Regions from separate parts of the Homo sapiens genome. Here regions 1 and 3 are each linked to region 2. Evidence: read pairs that join two places in POLR2A ChIA-PET (ENCODE). Cell type or tissue: PC-3. All regions are shown on one strand. Each heading gives the region's core, and the rest is flanking DNA. Links, peaks and the distances in the headings are about the cores only. Region 1 has its middle 9.4 kb from the start of ITGB4. Region 2 has its middle 10 kb from the start of WBP2. Region 3 overlaps UBE2O (ubiquitin conjugating enzyme E2 O).

Region 1 (6,588 bases), core at 589-5,588, 150 kb after region 2:
CGACAGAGCGAGACTCCATCTCAAAAATAAAATAAAATAAAAAAAGAAGTAATGTACCTGTAATCCAAGCACTTTGGGAAGCTGAGGCTAGAGGATCGCTTGAGGACAGCAGTGCAAAGCTAGTCTGGGCAGCACAGGGAGGCCCCGGCTCTGCAAAAAATAAAAATAAAATTGGCTGGGTGTGGTGCCGTGCACCTGTGAGGTAAGGCAAAAGGATCCCTTGAGCCCAGGAGTTCGAGGCTGCAGTGAGCTATCAAGCCACGGCACTCTAGCCTGGCAGACAGAGTGATATCTTGTCTCTCTAAAAGAAAAAAAAATTAAATTAAACAATAAGCCGGGCACGGTGGCTCACGTCTGTAATCCCAGCACTTTGGGAGGCCAAGACAGGTGGATCACTTGAAGCCAGGAGTTCAAGACAATCCTGGTCAACATGAGGAAATCTCGTCTCTACTAAAAAAAAAAAAAGTCTCGGCGTTGTGGCTCATGACTATAATCCCAGCACTTTGGGAGGCCAAGACGGGCGGATCATGAGGTCAGGAGTTTGAGACCAGCCTGGCCAACATAGTGAAACCCCGTCTCTACTAAAAATACAAAAATTAGCCAGGCATGGCGGCATGTGCCTGTAGTCCCAGCTACTCGGGAGGCTGAGGCAGAAGAACTGCTTGAACCCGGCAGGTGGAGGTCGTGGTGAGCAAAGATCACACCACTACACTACAGCCCGGGCAACAGAGAAAGGCTCCATCTCAGAAAAAAAAAAAAAAAAAAAAAAAAAAAAGATCTGGGTGTGGTGGCGCGTACCTGTAATCCCAGTTACTTGGGAAGCTGAGGCATGAGAATTGCTTGAACCCAGGAGGCAGAGGTTGCAGTGAGCCAAGATCGCACCACTGCACTCCATCCTGGGCGACAGAGCAAGGCTCTGTCTCAAAAAAAAATTAATTAAACAATAAAAAGAAAAAAAAGGAGGTTATCTAGGGGAGGAGGATGATGCTTTGTCTCCCTGTCCGTTTCCCAACAAGCTTTCACTGAATCGTTTTAGCACTCATTGGTGACCCTGGCTTGAATCAATTAGACTGTCCCCAACCTAGATGGTTTGATTTAGAATTTTTTAACTTTAAGATGGGGTTTATTGGGATGTAACATTATCATAAGTTGAGCATTTGGACTTACAATGATTTGACTTAAGATTTTTTTTACTTTACTATGGATTTATCAGGGTATTAAATGCATCTTCCACTTACATTTTTGACCTACAATGGGTTTATCTGGACATAACCCTATTATAAGTCTAAGGGCACCTGTATCATTTTTGGGGCTGAAAAATTGCAATTTTCTGTTTCTACCTTCCTTTCTACATTTTAATTTTTTAAATATTTATTTATTTATTTATTTATTTATTTGAGATGGAGTCTTGTTCTGTCGCCCAGGCTGGAGTGCAGTGGCACAATCTCAGCTCATTGCAAGCTCCGCCTCCCGGGTTCATGCCATTCTCCTGCTTCAGCCTCCCGAGTAACTGGGACTACAGGCACGTGCCGCCACGCCCGGCTAATTTTTTGTATTTTAGTAGAGACGGGGTTTCATCGTACTAACCAGGACGGTCTCGATCTCCTGATCTCGTGATCTGCCCACCTTGGCCTCCCAAAATGCTGGGATTACAGGCGTGAGCCACTGTGCCCAGCCCTATTTTTTAAATTTTAAATTTTTTATTTTTTATTTTTATTTTTTTTTGAGACAGAGTCTCGCTCTGTTGCCCAGGCTGGAGTGCAGTGGCGTGATCTCAGCTCATTGCAAACTCCACCTCTTGGGTTCAAGTGATTCTCCTGCCTCAGCCCCCCGAGTACCTGGGAGTACAGGTGCATGCCACCACACCTGGCTAAATTTTTTTTTTTTTTTTAGTAGAGTCGGTGTTTCGACATTTGGCCAGGCTGGTCTTGAGCTCCTGATCTCAGGTGATCTTCCCATCTCAGCCTCCCAAAGTGCTGGGATTACAGGTGTGAGCCATTGTGCCCAGCTCCTTTCTACATTTAATAAGTGTCTTTCTGATTAAAAAAAAAATAGAGCTTCCTTTAATCAACTGGGAATGAACTATGTTCCCCTAAAAATGCAGGGTAAATGCTTTTTTAAATAAAGTTTTGAGTTATAGAAACTTTAAAAAATTACTATTACACAGCAACCCAAAATATTTTTTTTTAAAAAAGATGGGCCGGGTATGGTGGCTCATGCCTATAATCCCAGCACTTTGGGGGGCCGAGACAGGTGGATCACGAGATCAGGAGATGGAGATCATCCTGGCTAACACGGTGAAACCCCGTCTCTACAAAAAACACAAAAAAAAATTAGCTAGGAGTGGTGGCAGGTGCCTGAAGTCCCAGTTACTCGGGAGGCTGAGGCAGGAGAATGGCGTGAACCCAGAAGGCTGAGCTTGCAGTGAGCGGAGATCGCGCCACTGTACTCCAGCCCAGGCGACAGAGCGAGACTCCGTCTTAAAATAAATAAATAAATAAAATAAAATATAAAAAGATCCTGAAAACACGTTAAAGTTCACCATCTTTACCATTTTTTAAGTGTACAGTTCAATATATCTATTGTTGTGTAACAGATCACCAGAACTTTTCATGTGGCAAAACTAAAATCCTGTACCCATTAAGCAACTCTCCATTTCACCCTTCTGCATGCCCAGTTCCTAGCAACCACCATTCTACTTCCTGTCTGTTATGAATTTGTCTACACTGGATGTCTCATATAAATGGAATTATTCAGTATTTCTTATTGTGACTGGCTTATTGCACTTAGCATAACGTCCTTGAGGTTCATTCATGTGTTGAATGTGACAGGATTTCCTTCCTTTTTAAGGCTGAATATTTAAGTATGCGTGTATGTATATTGTATGTATATATCATTATTTGTTTATTCACTCATCTGTCAATGGACATTTGGGCACTTCCACCTCTTGGCTACTGTGAATGATGCTGCTATGAACATGGGTGTGTAACTATCTCTTTGAGACCCTGCCTTCAATTATTTTGGATATATATCCAGAAGTGGGACCACTGGGTCATATGATAGTTCTATTTTTAACTTTTGAAGGACTGGCTGGGCATGGTGGCTCATACCTATAATCCCAGCACTTTGGGAGGCTGAGGGAGGTGGATCACCTGAGGTCAGGAGTTCGAGACCACTCTGGCCAACATAGTGAAACCCTGTCTCTACCAAAAAGACAACAGTTAGTTGGGTATGGCGCCACGTGCCGTAGTCCCAGCTACTTGGGAGGCTGAAGCAGGAGAATTGCTTGAACCCAGGAGACAGAGGTTGCAGTGAGCCAAGATCGCACCACTGCATGCCAGCCTGGGTGACAGAGTGAGACTGTCTCAAAAAACAAACCAACCAACCAAAAATTAGCCGAGCATGGTGGCTCATGCCTATAGTCCCGGATACTTTGGGGGCTGAGGCAGGAGGATTGCTTGAGCCTAGGAGTAGGTTGCAGTGAACCAAGATGGCACCCCTGCACTCCAGCCTGGGCAAGAGTGAGACTGTCTTAAAAAAAAAAAAGAAACTTTTGAAGAACTGCCATACTGTTTCCACAGCAGTTGCACTTCAAAATCCCATCAATGGTGCACAATGGTTAATTCTTCTCACCTAATTATCAATTTCAGAGTAAGGAGTAGATATATTCAAGTCTAATGGTGGCAAATACATTTTTTTTTCAAATTATCACTGTGAATGAAAGAATTTTTATTTGCTCAATAGTTTACAATTCATCGTAGGCCAGGTGCAGTGGCTCACGCCTGTAATCCCAGCACTTTGGAAAACCAAGGAGGGTGGATCACCTGAGGTCAGGAGTTTTGAGGCCAGCCTGGCCAACATGGTGACACCCCGTCTCTACTAAAAATACAAAAATTAGCTGGGCGTGGTGGTGGGCATCTGTAATCCCAGCTACTCGGGAGGCTGAGGCAGGAGAACCGCTTGAACCCAGGAGGCAGAAGTTGCAGTGAACCGAGACCGTGCCACTGCACTCCAGCCTGGGCAACAGAGTGAGACGCTGTCTCAAAAAAAAAAAAAAACAAAAAACACACAATTCATTGTAATCATTCTTCCTTCATGTTCAAATGTAACCAAATTTGGCCAGTAGGAGATCCCTTCACCCTAGCTTTTTTGACATTTTGATCTGACTTCCGTGTCTTCCCTGCTTTCTAGAACTGCCCCAGTCCTACTTAGATTTCAGGATCTGCTGTTTCTCCAAGGGGCCCCGGCTTGGTTCCTTTCAGTGGGGAATGGTATTAGAGACCACGATGTGAATACTGTGTGCTGGATGCTACCAGGGTGTCTGTCATTGCTTCCAGGTTTTGTTTTTTTTTTAACTCACCATATACAAAGCAGGAGGTCCTAGCTCCTTGCAATGGACAGATAGGAAATGTATCTTTTTCTTAAATCCTGAGTTCATATTGATATCTTCATTCAAATCATTCAAATTTAATATTAGAGATTTTTCTTAATTTATTTGGTTTTATTTTTGTAGCTCCTTCTTCTATTATTATTTTTTAGAGATGGAGTCTTGCTGTGGTTCAGGCTGGAATGCAGTGGTGAAATCTTGGCTCACAGCAGCCTCCAACTCCTGGGCTCAAGGGATCCTCCCATCTCAGCCACCTGAGCAGCTGGAACTACAGGTGCATGCCCCCACGCCTGGCAATTATTATTATTATTTAAGATAAGAGTCTCGCCCTGTTGCCCAGGGTGCAGTGCAGTGGCACGATCTTGGCTCACTGCAACCTCTGCCTCCCGGGTTCAAGTGATTCTCTTGCCTCAACCTCCCAACTAGCTGGGACTACAGGTGCCCACCACCATTATCGGCTGATTTTTGTATTTTTAGTAGAGATGGGGTTTCACCACGTTGGCCAGGCTGGTCTCGAACTCCTGGCCTCAAGTGATCTGCCTGCCTCCTCCCAAAGTGTTGGGATTACAGACATGAGCCACCACGCCCAGCCAATTATTTTTTATTTGTATAGTATTTTCTCCCTTCTTATACAAGATAATTTATTACATGTACTGTTTGATACCTTTTTTCATTTAATCTCTCCTAAAGATCACTCCAAATAATCTATCCATGAAGATCTTTTTTTCAGTTTTTTTTTTTTTGAGACAGAGTCTCACTGTATTGCCCAGGCTGGAGTGCAGTGGCGCAATCTCGGCTCACTGCAATCTCTGCTGCCCGGCTTCAAGCAATTCTCCTGCCTCAGCCTCCTGAGTAGCTGGGATTATAAGCACCTGCCATCACACCAGGCTAGTTTTTGTATTTTTAGTAGACATGGGGTTTCACCATGTTGGCCAGGCTGGTCTTGAATTCCTGTCCTTGTGATCTGCCCGCCTTGGCCTCCCAAAGTCCTGGTATTAAAAGGCATGAGCCACCGCGCCCGGCTCCCTTTTTTTTTTTTTTTGAGACGGAGTTTTTGCTCTTGTTGCCCAGGCTGAAGAGCATTGGCACAATCTCAGCTCACTGCAACCTCTGCCTCCCGGGTTCAAGCTATTCTCCTGCCTCAGTCTCCCAACTAGCTGGGACTACAGGCATGCGCCACCACGACCAGCTATTTTTTTTTTTTTTTTAGTAGAGATGAGGGTTCACTATGTTGGTCAGGCTGGTCTCGAACTCCTGGCCTCATGGGATCCAGTCCCTTGGCCTCCCAAAGTGCTGGGATTACAGACGTGAATCACTGCGCCCGGCCCCTTGTTCTTTTTTGTGTGGCTTAATAGCCTTCCAACCCCCTCCGCCCCTGAGAGGGAGTTTTGCTCTTGTCGCTCAGGCTGGAGTGCAATGGCGCAATCTAGGCTCACTGCAACCTTCGCCTCCTGGGTTCAAGCGATTCTCCTGCCTCAGCCTCCCAAGTAGCTAGGATTACAGGCACCTGCCACCACGCCCGGCTTTTTTTTTTTTTTTTGAGATGGAGTCTTACTCTATCGCCCAGGCTGGAGTGCAGTGGCGCGATCTCGGTTCACTGCAAGCTCCGCCTCCTGGGTTCACGCCATTCTCCTGCCTCAGCCTCCTGAGTAGCTGGGAATACAGGCACCCACCACCACACCCAGCTAATTTTTTTTGTATTTTTAGTAGAGACGGGGTTTCGCCGTGTTAGCCAGGATGGTCTCAATCTCCTGACCTTGTGATCTGCCCGTCTTGGCCTCCCAAAGTGCTGGGATTACAGGCGTGAGCCACTGCACCAGGCTCAATAGCCCTTAAAAAATCCCTTATTATAGAGATTTCCAAATAGATACAAAATTAAAGAGAATATTGAACACTCCTGTACCTATCACTGAACCTCAATAATTGTCAATGCATCACCAATCGACAGCAGCCCTTTGGAAATCGAGCCCTAGGAGGCTTGAGTGATGCTGTGAGCACAGGGCTTGGGGGCTGGAAACTTTCATTTCAGTGACCCTAGGAGCAGAGACCACCCCTTTGGAAGATGAGCAAACTCACCTCTCCTTTCATCCCTCCATTCCCCCAACCACCTGTGTACTTATCTCATGCCAGGCACTGGAGCAGAGTGTTATTTATGCCTGCTTTGTTTCTGCTTACAAGAACTAGGAGACATGAGCTGTCTC
Region 2 (6,588 bases), core at 1,010-6,009:
AGAGCCTCCGTGTTCTCCCCACGTGCTCCTGACACCCTCAGGGGTATATGGAACCAAATAGAGATGGGGTCTTGCTATGTTGACCCGGCTGGTCTCCAACTTCCGGGCCCAAGCAATCTTCCCACTTCATCTTCCCAAAGTGCTGGGATTATAGGCATGAGCCACAATGCCCACCCCCGGCCTGTACTTTATCTTTAAATGACATTCAAACTTTGAATTTTACTCAATAGCTGGGACTACAGGCGTGCACCACCACGCCCAGCTAATTTTTGTATTTTTAGCCCAATGCTGCTTTAATATACAAGCCCAGCCCAATATTGCTTTAATATAAAAAACAGGCCAGGCATGGTGGCTCATGCCTGTAATCCTAGCATTTTGGGAGGCCGAGGCGGGCGGATCACCTGAGGTCAGGAGTTTGAGACCAGTATGGCTAACATGGTGAAACCCCGTCTCTACTAAAAATACAAAAATTAGCCAGGCATGGTGGCTAATCCCAGCTACTTGGGAGGCTGAAGCAGGATGATGGCTTGAATCCATGAGGCGGAGGTTGCAGTGAGCTGAGACGGCACCATTGCACTCCAGCCTGGGTTATAAGAAGGAGACTCCGACTGAAATAAAATAAAATAAATAAAAAACAGCTGGGCTTGGGGGCTGACACCTATAATCCCAAAACTTTGGGAGGCTGAGGTGGGAGGATCGCTTGAGCCCAGGAGTTGGAGACCAGCCTGGGCAACATAGCAAGATCCCGTCTCTACCAAAAAAAAATAAATAAACAAATAAAAAACTAGCCAGGAGTGGTGGCGTGAGCCTGTAGTCCCAGTCACTCAGAAGCCTGAGGTGGGAGTACTGGTTGTTTGAGCCCCAGAGTTCAAGGTTGCAGTGAGCTGTGATCACACTACCACACTTCAGCCTGGGTGACAGAGATCCATGGGGGATCCCAAGCATCTGTTTTTCAGGGGCTAAGATTAGCCCACACCTAAGTTTTCCAGACACTACATCTTGTTCTACCCGTTTTGATAGGAAACTTTCACTCACTCATTCAACAATAATGTATCAGGGCTGGGCACAGTGGCTTATGCCTGTAATCCCAACATCTGAGAGGCTGAGGCAAGAGGATCGCTTGAGGTGAGAAGTTCCAGACCTGCCTGGGCAACACAGTGAGACCCCATGCCTAAAATAAAAATAAAAAATTAGGCTAGGTGAGGTGGCTCATACCTGTAATCCTAGCACCTTGAGAAGCCAAGGCAAGGGGACTCTTGAGCTCAGGAGTTCAAGACTACCCTGGGCAACATAGCAAGACCTTGTCTCTGTAAAAATAAAAACAAATTAGCCGGGGTGGTGGTGCGTGCCTGCAGGCCCAGCTGTTCAGGAGGCTGAGGTGGGAGGATCACTTGAGCCCAGGAGTTCAAGACTACAGTGAGCTACCATTGCACCACTGAACTCCCGCCTGGGTGACAGAGTGAGTCCTTGTCTCTAAAACAAAACAAAACTATTGTATATATATATAAAAAATATATATATTATGTAGAGTGTCTCTCTATGTAGATACAGAGACGCCAACTCAAATATATATTATATATTATATTATACATATACAATTATCATATATTATGTATTTTATATATATAATATATATATATATTTGAGTTGGAGTCTCACTCTGTCTCTCAAGCTGGAGTGCAGTGGCACAATCTCAGCTCACTGCCACCTCTGCCTCCCGGGTTCAAGTGATTCTCCTACCTCAACCTCCCGAGTAGTTGTGATTACAGGTGTGCACCACCACACTGAGCTAATTTTTGCATTTTTAGTAGAGATGGGGTTTCTCCATGTTGTCCAGGCTGGTCTTGAACTCCTGACCTCGGGTGATCCGCCCACCTCAGCTTCCCAAAGTGCTGGGATTACAGGCGTGAGCCACCGCACATGGCCAACAAGACAATATTTAATCACTGTAGGGCACAGTGCTCAGTGCCAGGGATACAGCAGTGGGCGTCACAGAGATGCCCCTGTCCTCACAGGCACCACACAAACGGCTGTGGGATAGGTGTCACTGTACTAAGTACTATCAAAGAAAAGCACAGCAACCCCACTTCTGGATACGTATCCAAAATAACTGAAAGCAGGCCGTGTGCAGTGGCTCACACCTGTAATCCCAGCACTTTGGGAGGTCGAGGCAGGTTGATCACTTGAGGCCAGGAGTTCGAGACCAGCCTGGCCAACAGGGTGAAACCCCCATCTCTACTAAAAATACAAAATTAGCCGGGTGTGGTGGCAGGAGCCTGTAATCCCAGCTACTCTGGAGGCTGAGGCAGGAGAATCCCTTGAACCCAGGAGGTGGAGGCTACAGTGAGCCAAGATCACACCATTCCACTCCAGCCTGGGACAATCCAAGTGTCCATAGACACATGAATAAATAAGCAAAAAAAAAAATGTATATACACACACAAAGTGGACTGTTATTCATCCCTAAACAATCAAGAAGTTCTGACATATGCTACACTTTGGATAAACTTTGAAGACATTATGCCAAGTAAAATAAGCCAATCACAAAAAGACAAATACTTTATGATTCCATTTATATATGAGGTCCCTAGAATACGATGGAGGTTGCCAGGGGCTGGGCAACAGGGAATGGGGAGTTGGTGTTTAATGGGGACAGTTTCAGTGTGGAATGATGATAAAGTTCTGGAGATGGATGGTGCTGATGGCTGCACAACAACGTATTCACTTAAAGCCCCTGAAGTGTACATTTAAAAATGGTTAAAATTGGCTGGGCGTGGTGGCTCACGCCTGTAAATCCAGCACTCTGGGAGGCCGAGGTGGGTGGATCACGGGGTCAGGAGATCAAGGCCAACATGGTGAAACCCCGTCTCTACTAAAATACAAAAAGTAGCTGGGTGTGGTGGCGGGCACCTGTAGTCCCAGCTACTCAGGGGGCTGAGGCAGGAGAATCACTTGAACCCGGGAGGTGGAGCTTGCAGTGAGCCGAGACTGCGCCACTGCACTCCAGCCTGGTGACAAAGCAAGATTCCGTCTCAAAAAAAAAAAAAAAAAAAAAAAGGTTATAATGGTGAATTTTATGTTATGTATATTTTACCACGCGTCCCCCCTCCCCTGCCAAAAAAAAAAAAAAAGAAAGAAAAGGACAGTGGCCATAAGAAGGAACCCTAATGGGGCTGGCAGAAGGCCATTTCTAGGGCTCATTTCCTTGAAGAAAGGACTGCTGAGGCCTGAAAGACAAGGAGGAGTTAACAAGACAGAAAGGATGGGTGTGGGCTCGAGACCAGCCAGGGCGCTGCAGGGGACAGCAGTGCAGGGCAGAAGGGTGAGAGGCCCGAGGTGGCAGGCCAGGTCCTGCAGAGCAGAGCCTGGTAAGGATTCTGGACTTTTCCTAGGAACAATGGGAAGCCAGGGCATGGTCTCACATGGGGAAACAGTACAATCAGATTTGAAGTTTCGGCTGGGCGCCATGGCTCACGCCTGTAATCCTAGCACTTAGGGAGGCTGAGGCGGGAGGATCACGAGCTCAGGAGTTCAGGGCCAGCCTGGGCAACATGGTGAAACCCCATCTCTACCAAAAATACAAAAAAAAAAAAAAAATTAGCCAGGCATGGTGACGCACACCTGGGATCTCAGCTACTCTGAAGGCTGAGGTATGAGGATTGCTTGAGCCCAGGAGGCATAGGTTGCGGTGAGCTGAGATCACACTACTGCACTCCAGCCTGGGTGACAGAGTGAGACCTCATTTCAAAAAAAAAAAAAGGGTTTGAAGTTTCAAAATCATTCTATTATTTAGGTGAGAGATAAGCTTAAGGAGGGGAAAAAGAGGATGAAAATGACTAAAACTGCCACCTTGCATCTTGCCAGGGAAGTGGAGAAGAGCCCCCTAACTCTGGGAAGGGGGACCAGAAATATAATAGCAGGGAGGGGCCAGGCCCTTAAGCACCTCCCCTGGTCCCTCCTCTCCTCCAGCTCTCTGGTGTAGAGGGGGGTCCCTCCAGCCAAGGCTCCTCAGTACTGGGATGCGGACATCTTCAGAGGTCACACCGCCCCTTTCTGGCTTTCTGTGGTTTTGGAGGCTCAGAAGCGGAAATGCACTCGAGGTGTGTATAAACACTCTAACAGCAGGAATTGCTCAGAACAGGCCTTGCAGCTGTGTCTGGGGAAACTGAACTTGACAGAGCCAGGAGGTCCCAGCGGGAACTTCAGGGTGGGGCCCATCTCTATAGCAACCAGAAACAGCCCCAGACACGCTCTGGCCCTGCTTCTGATGAGGGAGCGGGCAATTTGTGTTCTTGAAATACCCACGGCCAAAAAGGACTCATCCAAAATAGCCCACTTCCACGTCACCAAACATCACCAACGCCTCACAGGGCATCTGCCACTCCGCAGCAGAGCAACCAACGGTGAGTGGCAGAAAGTTACCAATGACTTACCAGGAGTTTTATTTTTCTCACTGGCGTATTAGAAAGAGGACAACTGGCTGAAAGAAAAAGACTTGGTGTATCAAGCACAAATTTGTTCCCCCAAACTCAGGTAAAAGAAATGTCCATTTGAGTAGTTTCCCTAAATCAAGTAAAATGTGATTATAGGCCAGGCACGGTGGCTCACGCCTGTAATCCCAGCACTTTGGGAGGCTGAGGCGGGCGGATCACGAGGTCAGGAGATCGAGACCATCCTGGCTAACACGGTGAAACCCTGTCTCTACTAAAAATACAAAAAATTAGCCGGGCGTGGTGGCGGGCACCTATAGTCCCATCTACTCGGGAGGCTGAGGCAGGAGAATGGCGTGAACCCGGGAGGCGGAGTTTGCAGTGAGTCGAGATGGCGCCACTGCACTCCAGCCTGGGCCATATAGAGCGAGACTCCGTCTCAAAAAAAAAAAATGTGATTATAAGCTGCCCTTTGCCAAGAAAGTAAGAAATTCAACTTCAGGCATATGGGGAGGGGCATCTTCCCCCTCAGTAGAATCACTATTATTATTATTATTATTATTATTATTATTATTATTATTATTATTGAGACGGAGTCATCCAGGCTGGAGCGTACAATCTTGGCTTACTGCAACCTCTGCCTCCCAGGTTCAAGTGATTCTCCTGCCTCAGCCTCCTGAGTAGCTGGGATTACAGGCGCCCACCACCATGCCTGGCTAATTTTTGTATTTTTAGTAGGGACAGGGTTTCACCATGTTGGCCAGGCTGGTCTCAAACTCCTGACCTAAGGTGATTGGCCCACTTCGGCCTCCCAAAGTGCTGGGATTACAGGCGAGAGCCACTGCACCTGGCATTATATGGTGATTCCATGGTGCCCAGGGGATGGGAGAGCTTTCTTCCCTGCACCAACTCTGTTGCTCAGGCTGGAGTGCAGTGGCACCATCTCAGCTCACTACAACCTCTGCCTCCTGGGTTCAAGTGATTCTCCTGCCTCAGCCTCCTGTGTAGCTGGGATTACAGGCGTGCGCTACCACGCCCGGCTAATTTTTGTATTTTTAGTAGAGACAGGGTTTCACCATGTTGGCCAGGCTGGTCTCGAACTCCTTGCTTCAAGTGATCCACCCACTTTGGCCTCCCAAGTGCTGGAATTACAGGCATGAGCCACCCCACCGGGGCCTCAGATGGGAGAGCCTCCACTCTGTTCTCCACTGGGTCTGCTGCTGCTCAGATGCCGACCGTCTGAGCCCAAGTGCTTCTATTTTTTATTTTTATTTTTATTTTTGAGACAGAGTCTCACTCTGTCACCCAGGCTGGAGTGCAATGGCATGATCTCGGCTCACCGCAACCTCTGCCTCCAGGGTTCAAGCAGTTCTCTCGCCTCAGCCTCCCAAGTAGCTGTGATTACAGGCGTGCGCCACCATGCCTGGCTAATTGTATATTTTTTAGTAAAGATAAGGTTTCTCCATGTTGGTCAGGCTGGTCTTGAACTCCCAACCTCAGGTAATCCACCCGCCTCGGCCTCCCAAAGTGCTGGGATTACAGGTGTGAGCCACTGCGCCCGGCTCCAAGGGCTTCTAGCTGCAGCTGAGGCCCCACTGCCCTGGGCCAAGCACATTTTGGGGATGATGCCAAACTCTTGACTCTTAGCTCCAAACCCACTATATTAATGCGCTGGGCTGTCGTAACAAGATACCACAAACCAGGCGGCTTCAACAATCAAAATGGGCCAGGTGCGGTGGCTCACGCCTGTAATCCCAGCACTGTGGGAGGCCGAGGCGGGCACATCACGAGGTCAGGAGATCGAGACCATCCTGGCTAACACGGTGGAACCCCCCCCGTCTCTACTAAAAATACAAAAAAATTAGCTGGGCGTGGTGGCGGGCGCCTGTAGTCCCAGCTACTCGGGAGGCTGAGGCAGGAGAATGGCGTGAATCCCGGAGGCGGAGCTTGCAGTGAGCTGAGATCGCGCCAGTGCACTCCAGCCTGGGCGACAGAGTGAGACTCCGTCTCAAAACAAACAAACAAACAAAAACAATCAAAATGTATTGTCTCAGTGCTGGAGACCGAAGTCTGGAATCAAGGTACGGGCAGGGTTGACTCCTTCTGAGGCTGTGAGAGCGAATCTGTCCCCTGACGCTCTCCTTGCTTCTGGTGGTTT
Region 3 (6,588 bases), core at 1,442-6,441, 530 kb before region 2:
GAAGGGCAGCCAGCAGGGTGGTCGCCAATGAGGGCCCGGGTTGGGGCTTGTGGAGAATGGGCAGTGGATCTGGGGTCAGAGCTAAAATGAGGTCCAGAAGGGGACTGCCCTCATGAAGGGGTCTCACCACTTCCAAGACGGGGGAAGGTCAGGGTTCTGCACTCTGCACTGGCTTGAGATGTGGGCTCCTTAGCCGGGATCCCTTAGCTAGTCACTTCCCTTTCTCTGGTTCCCTAGTCCAGAGCTGTCCAGACCCTGCTGTCTACGGTGTGGTACAGTCTGGGGACCACATCGGCCGTACCTGCATGGTGAAGTGGTTCAAGCTGAGGCCGAGTGGGGACGACGTGGAGGTGTGTGCAGCCCCTACTGCTTGCTTCAGGTGGGCTCTGGGGTTGGGTGTAGGACCCCTAGCTCATGACAACCTGTCCTGTGCCACAGCTGATTGGAGAAGAGGAAGATGTGAGTGTTTACGACATTGCTGACCACCCTGACTTTAGGTTCCGTACAACTGACATCGTCATCCGCATCGGCAATACTGAGGATGGGGCTCCTCACAAGGAGGATGAGGTACGCCTTCAAATTCAAGTTCTGGATGGCTGCTCACTGCCCTGTGCACCAGCTGCAGTCCCTGATGCTGCCACCAGGTGGCTCTAGGAGACAAGACCTGAAAGTCCTCTGGGCTCAGTGTCCTCAGAAGGGCAGCTGCCCCAGAGTCAAGCTGCCGCTCAGCACTAGCAGCTGCAGAAGGACTTGTTTCCCTGCCTCCCTTCTGGGGTCAGGCTTCTTGAGCTGCCGCTGGTTACATTTACCAGAGGAGCTAAGTTCCTTGTCACAAGCCAGGTGGGCATGATGTCAGTCACTGCAGAGCACAGGAGGGGCTGGGGAGCTGGAGCTTGAGCTGGGCCCCCTGACTTTGTCCCCTTTGCCCAGCAGCCATCGGTGGGCCAGGTGGCCCGTGTGGACGTCAGCAGCAAGGTGGAGGTGGTGTGGGCTGACAACTCAAAGACCATCATCCTGCCCCAGGTGAGGCTCTGGCAAGACCCCCCTGCTGAGCTTGTGACTATGGCAACTTGGGCCGGGGGCCACAGGCGTGTAGCCAGAAGATGGGCTCTCAGGTCTTCCTGGTGAGATCTCAGCGAAAGCGTGAGGGGAAAGGCAGGCATTCCACACAGCCCTTGGTGCAGGCCTGCAGTTGGCCCACCAGCCTCGCTTCTCCCAGCAATCTCTTCACGTCCATCTCTGGGTGCATGTAGACTTTCACAAACCTCCAGGATTTTCCTGGATTGTCAGCTCACTATGCTACGAAGAATGCAAGTTCCCTCCTAAAAGGAGATGGAGACTTTCCTACCACCCTTTTTAGAAAGCTCTAACAGAGAAGGAGAGAAAGGAGAGAGCCGACCCAGTTCTAGCCCCACCTGCTGGGTCCTGAGCAGAAGGGCTACACGGGCTCTCCTTCCCTCGCCTCCTGGTTGGAGCCACACAGCCCAGCTCTCCTCTCCTGGTCCACACAGGGGGCAGGAGTGGGGGCGGGAATGGCTTGCCCCATCACCTTAACGGCCATTCCAGGGAACGCAGCAGGATATGTCGGCCCTTCTACATGTCCCCTCTTGTCATATGTTCCCAGCTCCCCACACAGGCCTCCTTGGCTGCATCATTAGCTGACCCTGCGCTTTTCAGGTGTGGGACTGGGCCTGCCAAGGTCCCCTAACGCCTTGGACAGATGCTGACGAAGTGCACAGAGCAGGAGGAGAGGCTGGAACAGACCACTGGCTGGGGCTTTGGGTCCAGCTGGAGGGTGGGACAGGTGAAGGGCCTCTCCCAGAGACCTAGGGACTGCAAAAGCCAGAGCAGAGGTCAGGGAAAGGGTGGAATGAGGTTGCCAAGGCCTCATGAGCCCAGTCGCCATCAGCTGTGCGGATCAGGGATCCCCAGAGCTCCTCCTTAGTGGTGGGGAGGTGACTTCCTGTCTGCTTACCCTGGCACTTCCCTTCTGCCCCCAGCACTTGTACAACATAGAGTCTGAGATTGAGGAGTCAGACTACGATTCGGTAGAAGGCAGCACCAGCGGGGCATCCTCGGATGAATGGGAAGATGATAGTGACAGCTGGGAGACGGACAATGGGCTGGTGGAGGACGAGCACCCCAAGATAGAGGAGCCCCCCATCCCACCCCTGGAGCAGCCGGTGGCCCCTGAGGACAAGGGAGTGGTGATCAGTGAAGAGGCAGCCACAGCTGCCGTCCAGGGGGCTGTGGCCATGGCTGCCCCCATGGCCGGGCTGATGGAGAAGGCTGGCAAGGACGGGCCACCCAAGAGCTTCCGGGAGTTGAAAGAGGCCATCAAGATCCTGGAGAGCCTCAAGAACATGACTGTGGAGCAGCTGCTGACGGGCTCGCCCACCTCTCCGACTGTGGAGCCTGAGAAGCCAACTCGGGAGAAGAAGTTTCTGGATGACATCAAGAAGCTACAGGAAAACCTCAAGAAGACCCTGGACAATGTGGCCATTGTAGAGGAGGAGAAGATGGAAGCAGTGCCCGACGTAGAGCGCAAGGAGGACAAGCCCGAGGGGCAGTCACCTGTGAAGGCTGAGTGGCCCAGCGAAACCCCGGTGCTGTGCCAGCAGTGTGGCGGCAAGCCTGGCGTCACCTTCACCAGCGCCAAGGGCGAGGTCTTCTCCGTACTGGAGTTTGCACCCTGTGAGTCAGCCCTTGCCTGGTCTTCGCCTTCCCCCGCCTTCTCGGGGCTCCTGTTTGTGTCACCAGATCTGGGTGCAGGGTGGTTAGTCCCCTCGCCAGACCCCAGCTACTGCCCCAGGGCAAACCATTTCCCTGTGTGGTCACAGTGCTGAGGCCAGCAGCGGCGAGTGGGAAGTCTGTGGGTGTGCTCACCTGTCCAGCCAGGTTGGCAGATGGAGCTCCAGGGCCTCTCCATGAGGGACTGACTATTCTCTTCCCCCCTCTAGCAAATCATTCTTTTAAGAAAATTGAGTTCCAGCCTCCAGAAGCCAAGAAGTTCTTCAGCACAGTGCGGAAGGAGATGGCGCTGCTGGCTACCTCACTGCCTGAGGGCATCATGGTCAAGACTTTTGAAGATAGAATGGCAAGTAGGCTTGGCATGGGCAGGTGCAGATGTGCTGTGTGGGCACCCAGTGCCCAAGAGGCCACCAACCTTGGGTCCCCAAACCTCCGGGGCTGACTGGCACCTGCGAGGACACTCACCCACCCACCTTTTACAGGGGCGGTCACAGGCTCAGTCAGGTGAGGGCTGACTCAGCCGTGTGTCCAGGCCAGATGGTTCTTTCTTTCCTCCCTCCTTTAAAAAATTACTTTCTCGGCCGGGCGCAGTGGCTCACACCCGTAATCCCAGCACTTTGGGAGGCCGAGGTGGGTGGATCACGAGGTCAGGAGATCGAGACCATCCTGGCTAACACAGTGAAACCCCGTCTCCACTAAAAAAAAAAAAAAAATTACAAAAAACTCTCCCGCCACCATGCGGGCGCCTGTAGTCCCAGCTACTCTGGAGGCTGAGGCAGGAGAATGGCGTGAACCTGGGAGGTGGAGCTTGCAGTGAGCCGAGATCACGCCACTGCACTCCAGCCTGGGTGACAGAGCGAGATTCTGTCTCAAAAAAAAAAATTACTTTGAAATAGGCCGGGTGCGGTGGCTCACGACTGTAATCCCAGCACTTCGGGAAGCCGAGGCAGGTGGATCACCTGAGGTCAGAAGTTTGAGACCAGCCTGACCAACCCGGTGAAACCCTGTCTCTACTAAAAATACAAAAATTAGCCGGATGTGGTGGCGGGTGCCAGTAATCCCAGCTACTCGGGAGACTGAGGCAGGAGAATCACTTGAACCTGGGAGGCAGAGGTTGTAGTGAGCCAAGATCGCACCATTGCACTCCAGCCTGGGCAACAGAGCGAGACTTCATCTCAAAAAAAAAAAAATTACTTTGAAATTAATTATATTATGATTACTCCTCAAGCCTACTTTTCTTTTTGAAAAATTAGAACATTACAGATCCTTTGAGTGGAAATGGAAGAGCTAAAGTTGCCTTTGACCAGACCTCACTTCCCTTTCTCCCCGAATCATAGGCCTCTTCCCACACCCAGAGGATTGTTGGAAGTTTAGTGGGTCTCCTTCCAAACGGATGACCTTTTTTTTATACTTTTACATTATTTATACACTAAAAAAATATTTTTACATTTTCATGTATCACCATAAGTACATAATATTTTGTATGATTTGTTTACACACAGAATATGTCGTCGTACACATCATCTCTAATTTGCTTAAGACCAACCTGTGTTGATTCATAATGATCTAGTTTCTTCCTTTTTACCTGCAAAATAGGATGACAGCATGTGGCCACACCACATTCCATTTTCCCACTCCTCTGTTCGTGGACGGGGCCTAGTGTCTCTGAGTCATGTTTACTGAGGCAGCGCTGAGTGCATCCTTCCGGAACAGGCAAGCCCGTTTGCCTGCCACCTTGTTGACTCCGCAGTCCCTTACTGGGCCTGTGCATCGAGCCAAGCACTATGCTAGACTCTGAATCTGAGTCTGAGGCCCCAGTTCTGGCCCTGTCCTGGAAGGAAGGGAGTAAGAAAAGAAAGAGCAGGGATCCTGAGAGCAGCCAAGCGATCCTGAGAGCAGCCAAGCGGGATGCTGTTGAGATGGGCCCGGAGTAGCCACAACCCTGGAACAGGGCTAGGCAGAGTCCTAAGGCCCAGTGCTGCTTGAGATTCTTAATAACGCTTTTGGTTTTTTCTTGGGTTGTAGGAAAATTCCTTTTGAAAATTCTAGCCTGTCTCAGCTCTGCTGAGGGAAGATGGAAACAGTATTTTTTGTTTTGTTCTGTTTTCCCCACATCTCACTCAGGAGAAGAAAAGTAGTGCATTCCCTGGAGGCTCCCAGGGTGGCACCGATAAGAGCATGTGCAGAGGTTCCCTCGCCCCAGCTAGCGCTCTGCCTTCCCTGCTTCTCAGCTCATCACTGACCTCGCCCATTGCCCTGTCAGTTGAGATCCCACACACACGCGTGTGTGCACAGATGCACGCAAATAGATGCACAGATTCCAGATGTCTGTGGAGCGGTGGTCTCCCAACCTCCCCCATGGAGTTCAAACCCTCACTGTCAGCTTCTGGTTGTGAGACCATCCCCCCTTCCCCAGGCCTCACCAGCCTGGAACTGCCTTTCAGCTTGAAACTGCTTGTACTACTTGCCTTGTTGGGGATAAGGGTTGGAGCAGGTGTTTAGAGGAATTGTTTTGTTTTGTTTTTAAAAGACAGGGTTGGCCGGGCGTGGTGGCTCACGCCTGTAATCCCAGCACTTTGGGAGGCCAAGGTGGGCGGATCACAAGGTCAGGAGTTCGAGACCAGCCTGACCAACATGGTGAAACCCCGTCTCTATTAAAATACAAAAAATTAGCCGGGCGTGAGGAGACTGAAGCAGAGAATCGCTTGAACCTGGGAGGCAGAGGTTGCAGTGAGCCAAGATCACACCACTGCACTCCAGCCTGGGGACAGAGCTATACTCCATCTCAAAAAAACACATAAGCCAAAAAATAAAAGACAGGGTCTCACTCTGTCGCCCAGGCTGGAGTGCAGTGGTGTGATCATAGCTCACTGCAGCCTCAGCCTCCTGGAGTCAAGTGATCCTCCCATCTAAGCTTTTTGAGTAGCTGGGACTGTAGGTATGCACCACCATGCCCAGCTAATTTTTTATTTTTTGTAGAGATAGGGTCCCACTATGTTGCCCAGGTTGGTTTTGACCTCCTGGCCTCAAGCAGTCCTCCCACCTTGGCCTCCCAAAAGTGCTGGGATTACAGGTGTGAGCCATCACGTCTGGCTGAGGAATACAATCTTTTTTTTTTTTTGAGATAGCGTCGCACTGTCACCCAGGCTAGAGTTCAATGGCACAATCTCGGCTCACTGCAACCTCCGCCTCCGGGTTGAAGCAATTCTCCCACCTCAGCCTCCCGAGTAGCTGGGACTGCAGGCATGCATCACCACGCCTGGCTAATTTTTGTATTTTTAGTAGAGACGGGGTTTCACCACGTTGGCCAGACTGCTCTTGAACTCCTGACCTTAAGTGATCCACCCGTCTCGGCCTCCCAAAGTGCTGGGATTACAGGCACGAACCACCGCGCCCAGCTGGAATACAGTCTTAAAGTAATGATTTATGAGGAAAAACACCTGATAAGATAAAAACTCACTTCGAGTATTTCTCTTAGCCAGGGTTCAATGATTCCAGGCAAGGGCCAGGCACAGTGACGGCTCAGGGCTGTAAACCCAGCACTTTGGGAGGCCGAGGCAGGCGGATCACTTGAGCCCAGGAGTTCGAGACCAACCTAGGCAACATAGTGAAACCCTGTCTGTACACAAAATAAAAAAATCATCTGGGCACGGTGGCCCACACTGTAGTCCCGGCTACTTGGGAGGCTGCAGTGAGCCATTATTGCACTAGTGTACTCCAGCCTGGGGGACACAGCAAGACCCTGTCTCAAAAAAAAAAGATTCCAGGCTGTTCTGCAGAGAGAGATTTGTCCTTAGCTTCTCCACTGCTGGTGGCATCTGGAGTCCCAGGTGCTGC

The links. Peaks named below come from ENCODE experiments on the same cell type or tissue, not always from the same donor. Only the 100,000 strongest peaks of a DNase experiment are listed, where the experiment ranks them.
Region 1: POLR2A ChIA-PET joins it to region 2 with 5 read pairs; 5 of 35 experiments call an interaction of 5 or more read pairs at or near these places.
Region 3: POLR2A ChIA-PET joins it to region 2 with 6 read pairs; 3 of 35 experiments call an interaction of 5 or more read pairs at or near these places.

Annotation. Positions count from the first base shown.
Region 1 is chr17:75,708,800-75,715,387 of GRCh38, reverse strand. No RefSeq gene overlaps it. Among named protein-coding and RNA genes, the nearest start is that of ITGB4, 9.4 kb to the left of the region's middle. In PC-3, for the core only: no CTCF peak of the experiment used is centred there; a DNase peak (open chromatin) is centred at 2,707.
Region 2 is chr17:75,862,188-75,868,775 of GRCh38, reverse strand. No RefSeq gene overlaps it. Among named protein-coding and RNA genes, the nearest start is that of WBP2, 10 kb to the right of the region's middle. RefSeq lists enhancers at 1-139, 3,323-3,823, 3,727-3,886, 3,954-4,248. In PC-3, for the core only: no CTCF peak of the experiment used is centred there; no DNase peak of the experiment used is centred there.
Region 3 is chr17:76,392,234-76,398,821 of GRCh38, reverse strand. UBE2O (ubiquitin conjugating enzyme E2 O) reads left to right here. Exons shown (of 18, transcript NM_022066.4): 11 at 238-350; 12 at 439-567; 13 at 934-1,023; 14 at 2,001-2,694; 15 at 2,961-3,097. Among named protein-coding and RNA genes, the nearest start is that of SPHK1, 11 kb to the right of the region's middle. In PC-3, for the core only: no CTCF peak of the experiment used is centred there; a DNase peak (open chromatin) is centred at 4,411; H3K27ac peaks cover 3,270 bases.